Regions from separate parts of the Homo sapiens genome. Here region 1 is linked to region 2. A link is a loop called in an ENCODE intact Hi-C map of the cell type or tissue named here. Cell type or tissue: PC-3. All regions are shown on one strand. Links, peaks and the distances in the headings refer to the core of each region. The heading gives the core; the rest is flanking DNA.

The links. Peaks named below come from ENCODE experiments on the same cell type or tissue, not always from the same donor. Only the 100,000 strongest peaks of a DNase experiment are listed, where the experiment ranks them.
Region 1: it touches region 2 in a loop (4-fold over the local background); 10 of 110 quality-filtered maps call a loop at or near these places.

What each region holds. Positions count from the first base shown.
Region 1 is chr6:158,412,127-158,422,638 of GRCh38, forward strand. TULP4 (TUB like protein 4) reads left to right here. Exons shown (of 14, transcript NM_020245.5): 2 at 939-1,067. Among named protein-coding and RNA genes, the nearest start is that of SNORA116, 94 kb to the left of the region's middle. RefSeq lists an enhancer at 1-974. In PC-3, for the core only: no CTCF peak of the experiment used is centred there; a DNase peak (open chromatin) is centred at 5,785; H3K4me3 peaks cover 815 bases; H3K27ac peaks cover 2,140 bases.
Region 2 is chr6:158,241,162-158,251,673 of GRCh38, forward strand. It overlaps a transcript of TULP4 not described here and the pseudogene SRP72P2. Among named protein-coding and RNA genes, the nearest start is that of TULP4, 66 kb to the right of the region's middle. RefSeq lists enhancers at 1,072-1,181, 1,292-1,361, 1,762-1,811. In PC-3, for the core only: no CTCF peak of the experiment used is centred there; a DNase peak (open chromatin) is centred at 4,780; H3K27ac peaks cover 1,004 bases.

The DNA of each region.
Region 1 (10,512 bases), core at 929-8,928, 170 kb after region 2:
ACAACAGGTGTGTTTCATAGCCACCAACTCAGTATTAGTCACATAGCATGAATGTAAAAAATGTGTGCTGAATGTGTCAGACTGAATTAATTCATGATTACCAGGATGGGCCAATCAGGAACAGCCTCAGGGAACATTCTCCAGGGTGAGCCCTGCCGTGTTGGTTTGGTGGCTCATGGTGTCCGGGGACCATTCCATAACCCTCAGTCCCTCGCTACTTTTACTGGGCCCTGTGAGGCTTCCCTCAGACTCCTCCGGCACTCACCTATTCTCAAAAGCCACCTAGCCGAGTTGCTACCTTTTTAGATAAGTGATCAGAATTTTTCAAATTAAAAAACAAAGTTCTTATACTCAGAAAATTTGAAGCTTATAATTTCTTGTTATTTCCTCTGTGATAAATCGTAAACAACTTAGATTTTTCAAGTATGTATTTTTTTTTCCAAATTAACCACATTTAGATGATTTAGATGCTAAACTATTCAGAAATAAGTTAGATACGGAAAATTTTGCTTCTGGAGGAAAATGAACCTAAATAGTACTCACCCTTTCCTCTTTCCATACTAAATAAATAATACCCTGATTCAAATCCATAGTAAATGTTGTTAAAATAGTTTCCCCACAGCACAGGACTAGCAGATGAAGGACCATCTGAGAGGCAGGTGCTGGGTGCGGATGGGCCCCAGGTCGCCTCTTTGTTTTTGTAGTAGTGGGCATGTTCGCACTGTCTCTCATTGTTAGGAAGCCGTGTCAGTGGGGCTGGTTCCCTGTGGACTCTCGTGTGAGCTCTGTCTGTTCCCTGCCCTGATCCCTGCATTCGCCCCCAGTCTTCTCCCTTTATTGACTGCATTCTAATTAGTTCAAGTCTGATCACATCACAGAAATAATCCTGGCCCACAGATTTATTTCCTGTGGTAAATGTCTTCTTGGTGGTTTTCTAGGTTGTGCTGGTGAGGTGGAATGAGCCCTACCAGAAACTGGCCACGTGCGATGCGGACGGAGGCATATTCGTGTGGATTCAGTACGAGGGCAGGTGGTCTGTGGAGCTGGTCAACGACCGCGGGGCGCAGGTGAGTGGCAGGCGCAGCTCTGCCAGTGAAGGGCTGCGGGGTAGAGGACTCCCAGACAGGCATTCCGGAGCCAGTGCGTTAGCACCACACAGCGCCACGTGCTCCAGAGCTGGGGGAAGAGAAATCAATCAAATTAGAATCCTACTTTTCATTTCTCTCACATATGTCACTGGATAAAAAGAGTACAGGATCATGCCCCCTTTTCAACCATGCTGCTGTTGTGAGAACTCTCCAACTTTCAAACTTTAATCAGATCTGTGAAGTCATTTTTTACCCTTCAGTGTTGTGATTCCATGTTAAATTTGGGGCCTCTGGCATATCACTGTTTTGCCCCCTTCGAAAGGTATCTTCCCTGTGTTGTCATCTCAGCGGTCTCATGGAGAGCTTCACGTGACTTCTCACAACCTGCTCAACAAGGAAAGGGTGCTACAATCTCTTCCACAGGCTTCAATCAGCACGGCCTCCTGTTGTCATCCTCCAGCTCTTCCTTTCTGACACAGTTTGTCTCTGCTCTCAGGAAACAGTTGCACCCAGGACAGCCTGCTGAGCTGCGCTGTTTCTAGAACTGCTCCATAGATTGTTCTGGTTTACAGGACGGCTTCATGGTGCACCTTTTGTATGGGTTTAAGGACACACATTGGAGCAGGCAGCTCCCATCCTGGGGATTGTACAAAACTGGGACTTAAGAACCTGAATCCTCAGGGGATGTCAATTAATAATTAATGAGGGGTTTCTTGGACTATTTTAACTCTCAGAATGATTTCCCTGTGGCTGCCTTTCTATACACTTCTAAGGTACTTGGATTCTCATCCTTCCCTCGCCCACCTGTTGCTTAAATAAGCTGTGAGCTTCCTAAGCTACAGATCAGTCAAGTGACATAAAATTACAATGAATGAAGACATTATTGTCAGCGGCTATTAGCAGGCCGAGGATTTCTGTAAGATATCATCACAGAAGACCCTGTGTGAAAACAGCATTTTTTTCTGAGTTGATTTGGTAGAGTAAATGTAATAATATTGACTGACTGATAAGGCCTTACCAGTTTCCTTCAGGCTCCTTCAGAGCCTGCCCCTTGACCATTAACTGGCCTTCTTGAAGGAGAGCCACAGATGTAGACATCTTCATGTGAGTGGACATGTGATTAAGAGCATGAGCTCTGGAATCAGACAATGTAGGCCGGAAATCCCACCCCATGACTTCTGTGTGGGAGATACTTGCCTGTGCCTCAGGATCACAGAGGATTACATAAGACTGTATATGAAAAGTGCCCATGGCACCGCTTGCATCTTATCACAGTGCCTGTAGCATGTGGAGGTTCTACCACCTTGTCTGGCATGGAACTGCCCTGCCCTGAAGCAGTAGCCATAGGTCATCACCAAAGATGAGTTTCAGGCCTTGAGGTAGCAGCTTTTCTTGGTTTCTGTGAAATGACCGCCTCTCCGAGTTGGCCTGTAAAGGTTCTAAAATGCTGTCATTCTTCCATTAACTAAAGCATGGGATTCTCTTCCCTAGAAAGGCCCAGTGATGAGGTGAGACATATCTTCAGATTTAGGGTGGCCAGAGGACTTGAAATCACTGCTCAGAAAAGGAAATGGAAGGGGAGCAAGGATAAATGCCAAATGAGTGCTTGATTTTTTCATGCGTTATATCTTTCAGTCTCCAGGAACCCTGTTCCAAAAATATCATTATTCTCAGTTAATAGAAGAGAAGAATCCAGGTCAGGAGTTGAGTAACTTGTCCAAGGAAGTTCATGGGTGGTAAGCCAGAACTCAAACCCTAGTTTGTTTGAGTCTGTAATGCTCCACCACACTGTCATGTTCCCAAACAAGAAATGATTTTCTCTTTTGGCAGAGATGCGTGTATTCATAGTGTAGTTACATGCTGCATAATGACGTTTCAGTTATCACAGACTGCATATACGACGGTGATCTCATAAGGTTGTAATGGAGCTGAAAAATTTCTATCACCTAGTGACACTGCAGCATGACACATGACTCGTGTTTGTGGTGTTACTGGTGTGAACAAACCTACTGTGATGCCAGCTGTATAAAAGTATAGCACATGCCATTAGTACAGTCCATAATGCTTGATAATAACAAATGACTATGTTACTGGTATTTACTGTACTTTTTATTATTTTAGATAGAGTGTGCTTCTTTTTTTTTTTTTTTTTTGAGACGGAGTCACGCTCTGTCGCCCAGGCTGGAGTGCAGGGGCACGATCTCAACTCACTGCAAGCTCCGCCTCCCGGGTTCACGCCATTCTCCTGCTTCAGCCTCCTGAGTAGCTGGGACTACAGACACCCACCACCACGCCCGGCTAATTTTTTTTTGTATTTTTTTTTTTTTAGTAGAGATGGGGTTTCACCACGTTAGCCAGGATGGTCTCGATCTCCTGACCTCATGATCCACCCGCGTCAGCCTCCCAAAGTGCTGGGATTACAGGCATGAGCCACTGCGCCCGGCCGCTTCTACTTATTAAAAAAAAAAAAAAAAGTTAGCAGTCTCAGGCAGGTCCTTCAGGAGGTATTCCTGAAGAAGGCATTGTTATCATAGGAGATGACAGCTCCGTGGATATGTTACTGCCCCTTGTGTTAGGGTTCTCTAGAGGGGTGGAACTAATGCGGTAGATGTATATATGAAAGGGAGTTTTTGAAGGAGAACTGACTCACACGATCACGAGGTAAAATCCCATGATAGGCCGTCTGCAAGTTGAGGGGCAAGGAAGCCAGTGGTGGATCCGTCTGAGTCCCAAAACCACAAAAGTTGGGAAGTTGACAGTGCAGCCTTGAGTCTGTGGCCGAAGGTCCAAGAGCCCCTGGCAAACCACTGGTGTAAGTCCAAGAGTCTAAAAGCTGAGGAACTTGGAGTCTGATGTTGAGGGCAGGAGGCATCCAGCACGGGAGAGAGATGAAGGCTGGAAGACTCTGCAAGTCATTCTTCCATCTTCTCCTTCCTGCTTTATTCTAGCTGCGCTGGCAGCTGATTAGATGGTGCCCACCCAGATTGAGGGGGGGTCTGCCTCTCCCAGTCCACTGACTCAAATGTTAATCTCCTTTGGCAACACCCTCACAGACACACCAGGAACAATACTCTGCATTCTTCAGTCCAGTCAAGTTTGACACTCAGTATTAACGATCACACCCCTGAAGACCTTCCAGTGGGACAAGGTGTGGAGGCAGAAGACAGTGATATGAATGATCCTGACCGGGTGTAGGCCTAGGCTAATATGTGTCTTAGTTTTTAACAAAAACATTTAAAAAGAAAAAAAAAATTAATAGAAAAAGCTTACAGCATAAGGATATAAAGAAAAACATAATTTGGTACAGCTATATGTTTGTGTTTTAAGTGTTATTACAAAAGGATCAAAAAAAGTATCAAACTTCTTGAAAAACTGAAAAGTTTAAAAAGTAAAACAGTTACAATAAGCTAAGGTTAATTCATTATTGAGGAAAGAACCATTTTTTTAATGAAATGAGTGCAGCCTAAGCATCCAGTGTTGATAAAGTCTACAGTAGCTACAAGGTAATGTCCTAGGCCTTCAGTCACTCTCCACTCACTCTCTGGCTCACCCAGAGCAACTTCTAGTCCTGCAAGCTCCATTCATGGTAAGTGCCCTTTTATAGATGAACCACTTTTTATCTTTTATACTGTATTCTTACTGTATGTTGTCTATGTTTAGATAGCTTTAGATACATGAATACTTGCCATTGTATTACAGTTGCCTACAGTGTTCAACACAATCACATGTGTACAGGTCTGTAGCCTAGGAGTAGTAGGCTGTCCCATACAGCCTAGGTGTGGAGCAGGCTCTACTGTCCAAGTTTGAGTAAGTGCACCCTGTGATGATCACACAACAAGGGAATTGCCTAATGACATACTTGTTAGAATGTATCCCCATTGTTAATCGACATGACTGTATACCCCAAGGAGCTCAGGCTTCATTACCATTAAAAGGCCCACCCTACCAGCCAAGCAGTGCCACCAGCACATGGATTCTCCTAGCAGTAGCCTCTGTGAGCAGGGGCCCTCTATCATCTCCATAGCAGCTGTGCAGTCACCACCATCCAACACTTCCCTTGTGTTTCTTTCCATTGAGGGTTTGGAGCAGATATTAGAAACAAGAAAGGGAGAATGAGTTCAGCCCTGGAGGCAAATGAGCTTCCCTGGGCCACAGAACATCTGGAAGCACCCAGAATCTCATAAATGCCTGCCTACCAGGTTTGACTAAAGTAATTACTGTATGTTGTGATCTCATTTTAGAGTTTTGTTTACTTTTGCCATTTGGAACTCAGATTTTTCAAATCTTAGAACCCACTGAGCAACTGTCATCATTAAACAGTGGCATTCTGGGGGAGGCTTGGTTGCCTTTAATCGTGTTGGAGTCAGATCTTACCCGACTAAAAAGGACACCACACACTGGTGACGATGGATCACTGGTCAAGGAACTGGTGGCTTTCTGCACCTGGAAAAGTTCTGTGGCTTAGAAGAGGAGTGTCCTTGAAACCAGCTCAGAGAAAAAGACTACTTTTTAGAAGAAATGACAGATTATTTTCATTATATAGCATGCTTTTCATTGTCACAAAGTAATCAAACATTTGGCAAAAGCTAAGAGATGCTTTAACAATTTCTTTTTCAGGAAATGATTAAGAGTCCTTTATTTCAAAAATGAGTTTGGAACAGTACATGCATTATTTTACAGTATTAGTCACCAGGGGCGGCTGTACCAGGCACACACACTCTGAGACAGTCTGATGAAAAGCTGCCTGGGTCAATGGCATGGTCAGCCTGCTGCTCAGCTTCAATTAATCCATGCCTGAGAACTCTTTAGTAAAGCAAGAGCATTGCAACCTTCTGCAGTTGAAAAACTAAAAGAACTGGAGTTTCTGCCTTTTTGTGTGTGTGTGTTTTTTTTTTTTTTTTTGGGAGCGGGGGAGACAGGGTCTCTCTGTCACCCAGGCTGGAGTGCAGTGGCGCATCTTCGGCTCACTGCAACCTCCACCTCCCGGGTTGAAGCAATTCTTTTGCCCCAGCCTCCTAAGTAGCTGGGATTACAGGCATGCATCACCACACCCGGCTATTTTTTTATACTTTTAGTAGAGACAGGGTTTCACCATGTTGCCCAGGCTGTTCTTGAACTCCTGGGCTCAGGTGATCCACCCGTCTTGGCCTCCCAAAGTGCTGGAATTGCAGGCATGAGCCACCACTTTTTTTTTTTTTTTTTTTTAAGCAATTCGATACTTGGTTTTCTCTGGTTTTGTTTTTCCAGTTGTGATATAGTCTTATCACATTATGTTGACCTAATAAACCCAAATTGAGCCAAGTGGCTAGTTGGGAGACTGAGTCAAGAGGATCTCTTGTGACCAGAGTTCAAGATCAGCCTGGACAATATAGCAAGACCTCATCTCAACAAAAATAGTTTTAAAATTAGCTTGGTATGGTTTCACAACCCTGTAGTCCCAGCTACTCGGAAGGCGGCAATGGGAGGATTGCTTGAGCAATCCATTTGAGGCTGCAGTGAACTATGACTGTGCCACTGCACTCCAGCCTGGGCAACAAAGCAAGACCAAGTCTCTAGACAAATAAACAGAAACCCAATTAGTCCATGTGAACATCCTCTATTACCAGTTTTTTTGTGTGATGTAAAATTGCTGGTATCTCTAAGAAGCTTCATTTTACTGGCTATGTGTTTTGGCTATGGATTAAGGAGATTTCCCAAAATAGTTTTCTCTTTTAGTACAAATCTTTTTTAAAATACATAGTTAAAATGCATGTAAGTAAATAGCATTATCTTTGCAAAATGAAAGAGCTTTTTATTTTTATTCCAGAATGTAATGCGTTGTTTCTGAAAAACATTGTTTTATGTTAATGAGAAAAACCAGACAGTATAATTGGTTGGAACATAAAGTCAGTAAAGCCAAGGTTCTGAGTTTATCTGAGGAAACAACTTTTTTCAGTAATCTCAGACCAGCTATTCAAGAGCTATCTCACAAACCATGCCATTGTCATGATAGAGACATTGCTGATAACACAACATAAACCCATAACCCCTACTTGAAAAACAGCAAGAAGTTCATGTTCTTTTGGTGTTTGTTCATTTATTTTCTCATTACCTGAAATGTAATATATCCATTAATACCATAGATTTTTTAAAAAGCTAAATGTTTGTAGCTATAAGCAACATTGAAGATTATAGATAGCATTTGTTTTGTTAGATAAGATTAAAAAGAAACACAATGTAGGACAAATTGAAAAAGTAAACCAAGGTGGTAGAAAACAGGAACAAATATAATGCTAATTAGAATAAATGTAAATGGATTAAATTTACCAATCAAAAGATACAGCTTAGCAGATTACATTTGTAAAAATCTAGATAACAGTATATCTTGTTTAGAGCCACACCTCAAACTTAAGGACATAAACACATTTAAAGGATGAGAAAGATGTATCTTGCAAATACCAAGAAAAAAAATAAAGCTGATGTAGCTGTATGTTAGTATCAGATAAAGTAGATTTGAAGACAAAGTATTATTTGGTTCGTAGAAGACAGAAAGGATTATTTGGTAAGCTGTAGTTTACCAAGAGCATATTTTAAATATGTATACACTTATTAATAGCATCACAATAAGTGAAGGAAACTAATAGAACTGAAAGGAAAAATTGATAAATCCATTGACATACTCAGACATTTTAACGACAGTCAGCAAAGATGTAGATGATCTGAGCAACACAATTAACAAGCTTGACCTAAAGGACATTTATAGGTTCTTAATTCACCAATTAGACAACATACTTTTTTCTCAAACACAGAAGGGTTATAAAAATTGATCATATTCTAGGGCAGGATTCTGCAAACCTTTTCTGTGAAGGGTCAGATAGTAAATATTTTAGGTTTTGTGGACAAGGAGCCAAAATTGAGGATATTATATAGGTATCATATAACAAGAGGAAAATCAGATTTCCAAAAGATTTTTATTGACAAAATTTAAAATTTGATTTATGAACACTGAAATTTGAATTTTATGTAATTTCAAATAACAAAATATCATTCTTCTTTTGATTTTTTTCTTCTCAACCACTTAAAACCATTCTCAGTTTGTGGGCCATACAAAAATAGGTGACAGGTCAGATTTGGCTCACAGGCCATAGCTTGCCAATCCCTGTTCTACGACTTAAATAAAAAACAGATTTCCAGTGTCAGGCATGATGATTATAGACCACGATCTCTGAACACAGTGCAACTGGGTTAGAAGTTAATAACGACGAGATAAGAGATCCCTGTCTGTTTTTTGTTTTGTTTTGTTTTCTGACCGAGTTTCATTCTTGTTGCCTAGGCTGGAGTGCAATGGCGCCATCTCGGCTCACTGCAATCCTTGCCTCCCGGGTTCAAGCGATTCTCCTGTCTCAGCCTCCAGAGTAGCTGGGATTACAGGCACCCGCCACTACACCTGGCTAATTTTTGTTTTTTTTTAGTAGAGACGAGGTTTCACCATGTTGGCCAGGTGGGTCTCAAACTCCTGACCTCAGGTGATCCACCTTCCACATCCTCCCAAAGTGCTGGGACTACAGGCGTGAGCCACCTCGCCCGGCCTATTTAGGCATTTTAAAATATATTGTTAAATAGCTCATGGTTTACAGAATATGTTTAATAGACATTTATAAAATCCTAGATCTAAATTATAATGAAAACATGTCAACAAAGCGTCGAACTCTGTAAAATATTTGAAGAGATTTATTCTGAGCCAAACATGAGTGACCATGGCCCATGACACAGCCCTCAGGAAGTCCTGAGAACATGTGCCCAAAGTGGTCGGGCCGCAGTTTGGTTTTTATACACTTTGGAGAGGCGTGAGACATTAATCAAATACATTTAAGAAATGCATTGGTGGCCGGGCGCGGTGGCTCACGCCTGTAATCCCAGCACTTTGGGAGGCTGAGGTGGGCGGATCACGAGGTCAAGAGATCAAGACCATCCTGGCTAACACGGTGAAACCCTGTGTCTACTAAAAATACAAAAAAATTAGCCAGGCGTGGTGGCACGCGCCTGTAGTCCCAGCTACTCGGGAGGCTGAGGCAGGAGAATGGCGTGAACCCGGGAGGCGGAGCTTGCAGTGAGCCGAGATCGCGCCACTGCACTCCAGCCTGGGCCACAGAGCGGGGCTCCGTCTCAAAAAAAAAAAAAGAAATACATTGGTTTGGTCCAGAAAGGCAGAACAACTCAAAGGGGTCCGGGAGGTTCCAGGCTATGGTGAATTTAAATATTTTCTAGTTGACAATTGGTTGAGTTTGTCTGAAGACCCGGGATTGATAGAAAGATAATGTTCAGGTTAAAATAAAATTTTGTGCAGCCCAAAGTTCTTTTGCAGTCTTATAGTGGCTGTCCTTAGAGACAGTAGGATGACAAATGTTTCCTATTCAGATTTTAGGTAGTCTCTTTAGAATTGGGAGGGTCTGGAATCAAAAGATCTAGCGATGTTAATAGAGATTCTTTACAGATGCAAATTTTTCCCCACAAAGAACAGCTTTGTAGGGCCATTTCAAAATATGGCAAAGAAGCACGTTTTGGGGTAAAATATTTTTATTTTCTTGTCTTGTAATGTTACGCCAGAGTGAGGTTGGAAAGTAAATCATGATATATAGTGTTAAATAAAACCCAACCTATGTGATGAGAGTTTATGATTTGTAGGGCATGACTCCCCAGACCCCTTAGATAGGAATTTGGGCAAGGTAAAAGAATAAGAATTTAGTCCTTCATTGTATACCGGAATTTGTGAGATATGATTAAAGTGGTGCTGTGAGAGAAATGTATATCCTTAATTACTTATATTAGCAATAAAACTGTGATCATTGGTCAGATAGGTATTTATCTTAAAATATTATTAATTGAAAAGGAGAGTAAATCCAATGAAAGAAAAAGTAAGAAATAATAAAAATGAAAGTGAAAATTAGTACAATAGGGAAAAATGATAAGGTAGAGATCAACAAATCCAAAAATTAGTTCTTTGGAAACAAATCAACAAAATAGACAGATGTCTTGCAAAACTGATCAAGAGAAGAACACAGAAATAAACAATTTTATGAATGAAAAATTGGGCATAGCTATAAATAGAGATTACAAGGTAACCAAACGTAAATTATAAGATGCAGGTAGTTCAATGGGGGAAAGGTAAATCTTTTCAACAAATGGTGCTGAAACAACTGAATATCTGTATTTTTTAAAAAGAAAACCTTGATTCTTACCTCACACCGTGCATAAAAATTAACTCTAGATGAATCAGAGATAAGTGATACGGCTCCAGTGAGTGGAGGAACACCAGGGTTCTTAATTCTCAGGCCAGTTTAGACAAAACACGGACACATGTGGAGCGGTTTTAAGGAGCGGAGAGTTTAATAGACAAGAAGGAAGCGGAAGGCAGAAGGAAGAGGCTCCCCCATACAGAGATAGA
Region 2 (10,512 bases), core at 1,591-9,590:
AGACGCTCCTCACTTCCTAGATGTGATGGCGGCTGGGAAGAGGCGCTCCTCACTTCCTAGATGGGATGGCGGCCGGGCGGAGACGCTCCTCACTTTCCAGACTGGGCAGCCAGGCAGAGGGGCTCCTCACATCCCAGATGATGGGCGGCCAGGCAGACACTCCTCACTTCCCAGACGGGGTGGCGGCCGGGCAGAGGCTGCAATCTCGGCACTTTGGGAGGCCAAGGCAGGCGGCTGGGAGGTGTAGGTTGTAGTGAGCTGAGATCACGCCACTGCACTCCAGCCTGGGCACCATTGAGCACTGAGTGAACGAGACTCCGTCTGCAATCCCGGCACCTCGGGAGGCCAAGGCTGGCGGATCACTCGCGGTTAGGGGCTGGAGACCGCCCGGCCAATACAGCGAAACCCCGTCTCCACCAAAACCAGTCAGGCGTGAAATTGTTTTTTTTTTGAGATGGTGTCTCGCTCTGTCACCCAGGCTGGAGTGCAGTGGCGTGACCTTGGCTCACCGCAACCTCTGCGTCTCTGGTTCAAGCGATTCTTCTGCCTCAGCCTCCCGAGTAGCCGGGACTACAGGCACGCACCATCACGCCCAGCTAATTTTTGTATTTTTAGTAGAGACGGGGTTTTACCGTATTGGCCAGGCTGGTCTCGAACTCCTGACCTTGTGATCTGCCTGCCTCCGCCTCCCAAAGTGCTGGGATTACAGGCATGAGCCACCGCGCCAGGCCAGCTTTGTTAAATTCTATAGCTTGTAGTTGTTTCTTGGAAAGCTTAAACTCTACTCTTTCCGCATTGGTTAATTTCACTTTCTTCTTGGAGTCAAAGACATTTTGGTCCTTGTTAATGGTAATGATGTTATTTGCAATTACATCTAGTAACCCTACATCCGTTGGTTTTAGTAGTAGTATTTGATTGTAAAGTTGCAGAGCCTCCTCTGTTTGACCCTGAAGCTGCAGAATATAGGCCATCTGACCATAAGTGATGGCCAGTCCTGCCTGTGGGTCTTCCTCAGTCTCATCAGTGTCTTCTGATAATGAATGGTGGCAAAGACCTTCAGCTTTTTGTAGGATGTTCATGGCCTGGTTCAGCTGGCCGTGGTCTATCAGTGCACATGCAGTGTTTAGCACAGCTCATGTGTGCCTTCTTGGAAGCCCAGGCTCTCTGGAGCCACTTTTTCCCAATTGCTTTGAGCTGCAACAACTGCTGAAGGGTTTGTTTTCCTCTCCTCATCATAAGCATCGTGGGAGTTTCGGACGAGATCTCTTTATGCCACTAAGCATTCATCATAGTGTTCCAAACGGTGTAACACTTATCCATAAAGCTCCTTCAGTTTGTCTGTCTGCCGGTTGGTACTTTCTACTGTCTTCAAGACATTCTCAATTCTGTTGAGCCTGTACTCGCAATATGCCTTTTCAAAGGAGAGAGAGTTATTGGCTAACAGTTTGGTGCAAGTATTGATGACATTCAAGGCTTCTCTGAAACTTCCTTTCTGGATAAGGCATATCACTTTACAATGCAGGCCAGTTACATCATCTTTGTGGATCTGCAGTATCTTATTGACAGGCTTGAGAGCACACAGGAAGTTGCTGTTCTGGCCGTACCGGTTCACTTCACTCCACACAGCACAGGCACTGAAACTCCACCCTGCTGCTCACTGTCGCCCAGGCTGGAGTGCAGTGGCGCAATCTTGGCTCACTGCAACCTTCGCCTCCCGGGTTCAAGTGATTCTCCTTGCCCCAGCTTCCCAAGTAGCTGGGATTACAGGTGCCCACCACAACACCCGGCTAATTTTTTTGTTGTTTTTAGTAGAGACAGGGTTTCACTATGTTGGCTAGGCTGGTCTCGAACTCCTGACTTCGTGATCCGCCCGCCTCGGCCTCCCAAAGTGCTGGGATTGCAGACGTGAGCCACCGCACCCGGCCTATCATGGAAATTTTAAAACATTGCTAACAGTGGAGACTGGTGTAATAAAGCACTGTATCTTGCCCAGCTTTGGCAATTTTAAAACGTTACCAGTTTTGTTTGAGCAATACCTCTCACGTCCCTCCACTTGGATTATTTTAAAGCAAATCAAGCTGTCATATAATTTTGTCTGTAAATATTTTAGTACATGTCTCCAAAAGAAAAAGACCCCTTAAAATAATTACAATACTATTATCTTACCTTAAAAATTTTTTCTTAGTATCATCAGATATCCAATCAATACTCCTTGACTGCAGTATATATTTGTGTGTATGTATGTGTGTGTATGGGCGTGTACGTGTGTGTGTGTGTGTTTATATCATATCATATATATATATATGATTGTTTGAATTAAGATGCAAATAAGGTCCATACATTGCAGTTGGATGGTTTAAAGTCTCTTTTAACCTATAGGTTCTCTATCTTTTTTTTTCTTTGCAACTCTTTATTGAAGAAACTGAATTTTATTCTTTGCATCCTTGTAATGTAAAATATGTTATTTTATTTCTTGTGTTTCCTGTACATTGGTAGTTCATTGTAGAGGCTAAATCAAAAGAATCCAATTTTATTTTTTTGTGAGGGCAGGATTATTTTCATCAGGAAGTCTTCTTTCTTTCTTTTTGTGATACTAGCAACCATTCTTGAATGTTAACTTGGTCTATGAGTTCAGGAGGGATTACAATATGGTTACATCCTGTCATTTAGTTATTAGCTGAAATAGGTGTGTGTGTGTGTGTGTGTGTGTGTGTGTGTGTGTGTGTAGAAATTCTCCTTTGTCAATTATTTGGTTACCTTGAGGTATAGAGTGTATAGGAAGGGTTTGAAAAGTGTCTGATTATTTCCCTTGATTTACCAGTTTTCAAAGTTATGATTTGGTCCCCTAGCATCCTCCAGTGGTGATGGTTGAGGGTTTTAAATTTTTTCGCATAACATTATGAACGCCTATTTTAGCATACGTGGTGTGTTTCAGTCCATTGCAGTTACTGTCCTTTCGATGCTCAAATTGCTCCCTCTTTGGGCAGTGTAGGCTTATTTAGGCTGGCACCTGAGTCCTTCTGACACGTCTCTAGTAATCTCATAGCTTCCTTGCTTTACGATATGATGAGATGTTTCAGGTTCGTCCTGTATACTTTCTGTTTCAGACATGAAATCAGAGCAGACCATTTTTAAAAGAAAAAAAACCTAAATGTGCAATAAACAAAATGTTCAGTTTTACTAGTCATTAAATAAATAGAATTCAGAGCTAAAGTAGATACCATTTGTTGTGGACTGAGTGTTTGAGTCCCCCTACCCCCGTTCATATGTTGAAGCCCTAAGTCCCAATGTGATAGTATTTGGAAGTGGGGTCTGTAGGAGGTAATTAAGGTTAGATGAGGTCATGAGTGTGGGGCCTTCATATGGGCTTAGTGTCCTTAGAAGAAGAGACACCAGGAGGCTTGCTTTTTTTCTCCCCATGTGAGCACACAGCAGGATGGCAGCTGCCTACAAGGGAGGAAAAAAAGCCTGAGAATGAAACCTACCTTGCTGGTACCTTGATCTTAGACTTTTAGCCTCCAGAACTTCGAGAAATAAATTTCTGTTGTGGCCGGGCATGGTGGCTCATGCCTGTAGTCCTAGCACTTTGGGAGGCTGAGGTGAGACGATCACTTGAGCACAGGAGTTTGAGACCAGCCTGGGCAACATAGCGAGACTTTGTCTCTATTTATTTATTTTTTATTTAAATAATAATAAAAAAACTAAAAACATAAAAGAAACAAAATAAATTTCTGTTGTTTAAGCCACTCAGTTTATGGTTTTATCGCAGCCTGAGCAGACTTAAGACAGCATTTTTCAGTGATTATGTTGGCAATATAATTTAGACACAATTTTTTTATTTTTTTGGAGACAGGGTCTTACTTTGTCACCCAGGCTGGAGTGCAGTGGTGCGATCATGCTTACTGCAGCCTGGCCTCCCAGGTTCAAGCAATCCTCCTCCCTTAGCCTTCTGAGTAGCTGGGACTACGGGCACATATCACCACACCTGGTCAATTAAATTTTTTTTTTTTTTTTTTAGGGATGAAGCCTCACTATGTTGCCCAGGCTGGTCTTGAACTCCTGGGCTCAAGGGATCCTCCTGCCTTGCCCTCCCGAAGTGTTGGGGTTACAGGTGTGAGCCACCGCACCCGGCCTAGACCCAATTTAGTCCTTTATGGATTTGAAATGATTTGGTAAAGTTTAATATAAAGTATCATGTTATGATGACTTCTGCTGTTCCTTCTCTTGCTGATCTTATTATTTGGGCATCTCCTGGTGTGGAAAGGGAATGATAAGGATGATGGTAATTCTCGGTGCTGGTGCAGATGAAGGGAGGTATGTCCTCTCAGATAGCCTATGTAGACATTGATGCACTCAGTCCAGATAGCTGCTGTTAGATATCACAATGCAAAGTGTGCATAGCCTTCTACCCAGAAAGTCCACATTTAGTAGGAATTTATTCTGAAGAAATAGTAGGAAATGTTAGAACAGATATATGTACATAGTAAAGAATAGGAAATAACCTTAGACAAGGAATTATTTAAATGGATTATATTACCTTCCTTGCATGCAGCCATTGAAAGTGATGACATGCATTTATAGCAACCAATCTGGGAAGGTACCCATAATATTGAGTGAAAAAGATAGGTTACATAAACATAGGCACAGCACTTGGAAACATATAGGCACAGAAGATGCTGAACAACTAGGCTTTGAAGGCTGAGCCGAGAGGATCTAAGCTCCAGAAACCACCTAATAGATGTTTGTTTAGGTAACCATGGTCTCAAAGACTGCACCAACTGGTTTAATTCTCCTGTCATAAGATTCAAATTTCCTGGACTGAGCATATGATTGACCGTGAGTAATTTGCCTACCCCTTAGGGGTGTGTGTGTGTGTGTGTGTGTGTGTGTGTGTGTGTGTGTATTGTTCTCAATTGAGATTTCTATAAAGACCATATAGAATGGGGACGGACTCACAAGGAGAGTTGAGGTTATTTTAACTAAAGAAAGGGGAAGACATTCCAGGAAGACAAGGAGATAGATGCTCACTACCTATTTAGCTAAAATTAAATACATCTGGGCCGGGCATGGTGGCTCATGCCTGTAATCCCAGCACTTTGGGAGGCTGAGGTGGGTGGATTACGAGGTCAGGAGATCGAGACCACGGTGAAACCCAGTCTCTACTAAAAATACAAAAAAGGATTAGCCGGGCGTGGTGGCAGGCGCCTGTAGTCCCAGCTACTCAGGAGGCTGAGGCAGGAGAATGGCGTGAACCCAGGAGGCGGAGCTTGCAGTGAGCTGAGATCGCACCACTGCACTCCAGCCTGGGCGACAAAGTGAGACTCCATCTCAAAAAAAAAAAAAAAATTAAATACATTATTTGCTCAGAAACATTAATCACATCTCTATAAAATGACTGCAAACTCTGATAAATAAATGCTTTCTTTTCCTTTTAACCATCTCTTTACCATGGTAGGATCTATACCAGTGAGTCAGCTCTACTTGGTTTCTTGCTTTCATAGAATATAATTGGTGAAAATTAAAATTTTGAATTCATGGATTTAAAAATTTATGCCCTTTTTCCTTTTAAATATGGCTAATTTAGAATCAGTTATTTTTTCTAATGTAAGCAGAAATAACAGTCTCTATACTTATGTGGTGTCAAGGATACTCACCCGTGAGATAAAGAGTATTTTAAGAATAGAATTGAAATGTAGTATTTATGGAAAGCTCCAACAGTAATGGTGTGGTAGGTTATAGAGTGTAGGAAGTTATTCTGTAGGTGTGCAGCAGTGCTGTGCAGAGGATATAGATTTATTTGAACATCTTTCTCACTGTTATTATTTTTAATCAGAAACACAATTAGAGTCAAAATGGATTTGAGAGAGCTTTGCAAAAGATACACACTATAATGTAAGATACTGATTTCTCACTTTTTAAAAATTAAAGACTCAATTTAGACTGTAATGGATGGGAAAGGATTTGGAAACATGTTACATGGGGTATTAGGTTATTACCATTATTTCTACTGTTTCTTCCTTTTGTAGTTTTAACATGTATCCCAGTTTGTAATGGGCATATTAGATCCCCTGGGATAAAGTGCTTGTAGAGTCTAATCTATTAATGTCTGGTTAAGTCTAAGAATTTGATCCTTTAAGTCAATCATGGTTTATGAAACATTTTTTAAGATTTTTATGAAAGAAAGCTATGAAGTCTTACAGCTTTTATTTGTATGTTTCAGCTATTGATCCAGCTAGTTACTAGTTGGAACACTACATTCTAAAGACTCATTCGTATCTGCTTTCCAAAACTGTTGCTCAGCAATTTTGAATTCTACTTAAATGTTATAGAGTGTTGTCACTAGGTTCAGAATTTTTTCATCCTACTGGATGTTTCTTTTATTAGTTTCTTGTCAAGGACAAAAGGAAGATTAGTTTAAACTTCTTGAGTCAGTTATACCTCTGATTTGTGTGTGTGAATGTTTTTCAGTCCCAGTTAGGGAAGTCAAGAGTTTTGTGTAGGAAGCTCTTACAGGACCATGTTGTTCTCCCCTGCAACTGTGCCTTTCCACTATCTTTGGCTATTAAGAGTGTGTTTACCTCCATGGGGAAATGCACATCATTGTTACGAACAGCTATGGCAAAATGGTAGTGTCAGAGATCCTCAGACAACAAACCGAGCTGTTAGTGCCGGGGCAGTTTTAATATTCATGAAAAGTTGATCAGCAGTGATGTTACCATAGGCTGAGAAAATATACAGGATTATCTTTACACGTAATCAGTTTCTTAAGCTTCAAATGACCCTCTTAGCCACAAAACCGGAGGCACAAATTCAGCTCCAGTGGTTAGAATATCAAGACCTATATCATAAGAAGTTAGGCTTCTGCTGTGCGCACAAAACCCATCAGCCAAAGCTGACATTTTCGGCAGAGTTACTGTTTAGAGTTGTTAAATAATCAGAGAATTTAACTGTTAACTGTATGTTAACAGATTAGAGAATGCCATTAAAATGTGATGCCTGGCCGTGCATGGTGGCTCATGCCTGTAATCCCAGCATTTTGGGAGGCTGAGTTGGGTGGATCATTTGAATGCAGGAGTTGGAGACCAGCCTGGACAACATAGCCAGGCCTCGTCTTTTTTTTTTTCTTGAGACGGAGTCTCGCTCTGTTGCCCAGGCTGGAGTGCAGTGGCGCAATCTTGGCTCACTGCAAGCTCTGCCTCCTGGGTTCACGCCATTCTCCTGCCTCAGCCTCCCAAGTAGCTGGGACTATAGGCACCCGCCACCACGCCCGGCTAATTTTTTTGTATTTTAGTAGAGACGGGGTTTCATTGTGTTAGCCAGGATGATCTCGACCTCCTGACCTTCTGATCTGCCCACCTCGGCCTCCCAAAGTGCTGGGATTACAGGCATGAGCCACCGTGCCCGGCGTCTGTTCTTTACAGATAATTTAAAAACTAGCTGGGCATGGTGGTGCACCTGTGTCCCCGCTACTCGGAGGCCTGAGGTGGGATGATCGCTTGAGCCTGGGGAGGTTGAGGCTGCAGTGAGCCATGATTGTGCCACCGCACTCTAGCCTGGGTAACAGAGCGAGACCCAGTCTCCAAAATAAATAAATAAGTAAGTAAGTAAATAAATAAATAAATAGTGATGCCTGGATTTAATGTATCTGAGAGAAAGAGGTTTAAAGAGGTTGGGTTGCTCAGGCGTGGTGGCTCACACATGTAATCCCAGCACGTTGACAGGTTTAGGTGGAAGGATTGCTTGAGCCCAAGAGTTGGAGACCAGCCTGGGCAACATAGCTAGACCTACTTCATCACTGCAACTAATGTAAAAAATTAGCCCGGTGTGGTGGCAAGTGCCTGTGGTCCCAGCTAGGTGGGAGGCTGAGGTGGGAGGATCACTTGAGCCCAGGGAGGTCAAGGCTGGGTGACAGAGTGAGACCCTGTCTCAAAAAAAAAAAAAAAAGAAAAAAGAGGTTGGGTCATAGGAGAAGCCCATAAGATGAATGCGGTTGACACTGAGGTCACCTTTTCCAGGCCTTACAAGTGATTTGAGCCTTTACCATTTTTATTCTTGTTATATTTTCCCATGAAATGAGAAACTCAGTCTTATGTTTCATATGTAGAAACTACTTTTCTGAGTTAATTTTCTGTTGCCTGAATAATGAAATAAATAATCTAATATTTGAAATGTTTGGGGGTAATGCACAATAACTCTTAATAAAAGACAGAAAGCTCACATTTTGCTTATCTTATTCCATTAGTAATTATTTTTAATACTGGGACAGAAGTGAGAATGAAAGTGGCACGCATTCTGTTTCGTCTTTTTACCCAGCTTTGCCTCTGAGGGACTTGGGAATAAATTAGGTAGTGTAGGATTGGGATGCTGCCCAGAATCTATCTATTGTAGCTTACTCTAATGCATCAGTTCCCAGCCTTTTTGGATTTATGACATTCTATTTGTGTTTGATTTTGCATCTCCCTCCTCACAACTTCAATGGCTGTGACAGCCGGGTCTGTGTTATCAGTGGAGAGCAAAGTCCTGATAGGAACTCCACAAATTTTCTCTCTCATTCAGTTTTATCTTAATTACATTAACCTTTAATTTTAACTATCACTTTCAGACTTTTTCTGGACCATTAACAAGCTGCTCAATTACATTGCTATATGGAATATGTTTATTTAAAGTTTTTGACCAATTAAAATGCCTTGAAAAATTTTGTGATACAGTATAAAAAGTAGTCAATGATAGTGAGAATTGTATTTTATGTGCATTTTTGTGCAAGAAATTTGATAGAGTAATATTAAGTATCATTTGGTCCCTGCTAGGCTAAAACTGCTTCTTTTTTTGAGACGGAGTCTTGCTGTGTCACCCAGGCTGGAGTACAGTGGCACAATCATAGCTCGCTGCACCTTGATTTCCCTGACTCAAGTGATCCTTCCACCTTGGCCTCCCAAAGTGCTGGGATTAGAGACATGAGCCACCATTCCTAGTTAAAATGCATTTCTTTTCTTTTCTTTTTTTTTTTTTTGTTTTGAGACGGAGTGTCGCTCTGTCACCAGGCTGGAGTGCAGTGGCACGATCTTGGCTTACTGCAGCCTCCGCCTCCCGAGTTCAAGCGATTATTCTGTCTCAGCCTCCCGAGCAGCTGGGACTACAGGCGCCTGCCACCACACCCAGCTAATTTTTGTAGTTTTAGTAGAGACTGGATTTCACCATGTTGGCCAGGATGATCTCGATCTCTTGACCTCGTGATCTGCCTGCCTTGGCCTCCCAAAGTGCTGGGATTACAGGCATGAGCCACTATACCTGGCGCCAAAATGCTTTTCTTTAGAGAGAGATATAGAAGCAATAATGTTTATGAGGTGCTTTGGAATCAGCTTTCTATAAATTTATTGTAAAATAGAGAAGTCTCAAGGTTGACCATATGGTTCAGAAATGGTAGGAGTATTGTTCTTAATTCTGAGAGCCTTGGGATACCACATTTTTTCTTCCCTTTCTTAGCTTTGTTTTCTGTGTTTCGCAAATACCTCTTGTCTCCTTGGCTGACTGATGGTCATATAAATGGAATCTCCTTGGCTGTCCTTCACCCATGTTTAGTTGGTGAAGTTCTTTCTCCCCCACATGACTGAGAAAAATGGCATGTGATTTTACTAATAGGGAATTGATCTGTTACTCTGATGTATACAAGACAGCCAAAACTTGATGTATACAAGGAAGCACTATCAGGTGAGTGATACCAGTGATCTATGGAGGTCAGTTTAAGCCAATGACTTCCCCCTTTTAATTTTCATCACTTATTCATTATTTATTACCAAACCTTTCACTAGATTGTTAATGACTAGCAGAATTGGTTTCGCTCCTTTGGTGTTGAGTGGTAGAGTGGACCCCAGATGAGATGTCCCAAGAAGGAGGCAGACAGGGGAGGCTGGGCGCATTCACAAATTAGATCACAAAAGAGCCCTGAGAAGTTAAGATTTGGTTAATTCCTTTCTCTTCATTTTGTGTCCGCCTGGCCTTAAGTACTGTCTGTTACCACATAATATTATTTTGAGAAGCAGATTATTAATATTTTATAGCATGGGTTTATCTAATGTTATTGAAAGATTGTTAATCAGCTGGGATGCATACCTTCAGCTACTGAATTTTTAGTTCGGTGGTTTAATACGGTCATACTCTTCTGTGTGAAAAATATTTTGTTTCTTGGCTTCTGTATTCATGTGTGGAACTTCATTGTCATGTGAGATTTACAAGCTTCTGCCTCTTAATTCTTAATATAACTAATATTTTTAATATGATTCTAACTTAGACTTAATATAAACTATTTTTTATATATAGGGACATTTGAAAGAAGTACACTGTCTCTTCTAATTCTCTGGTCTCTTTGTACATTTAAAAACACACAGAAACAACAATCAAAAAATTCCTGAGATAGATTGGCTCTAATGTAAACTGCTGAGTTATGAGTAACTGTATTTTATTTTAAAAGATGCTTTTTCTTTGGATATGTGAGTCTCTCTAAAAATCCAGGTA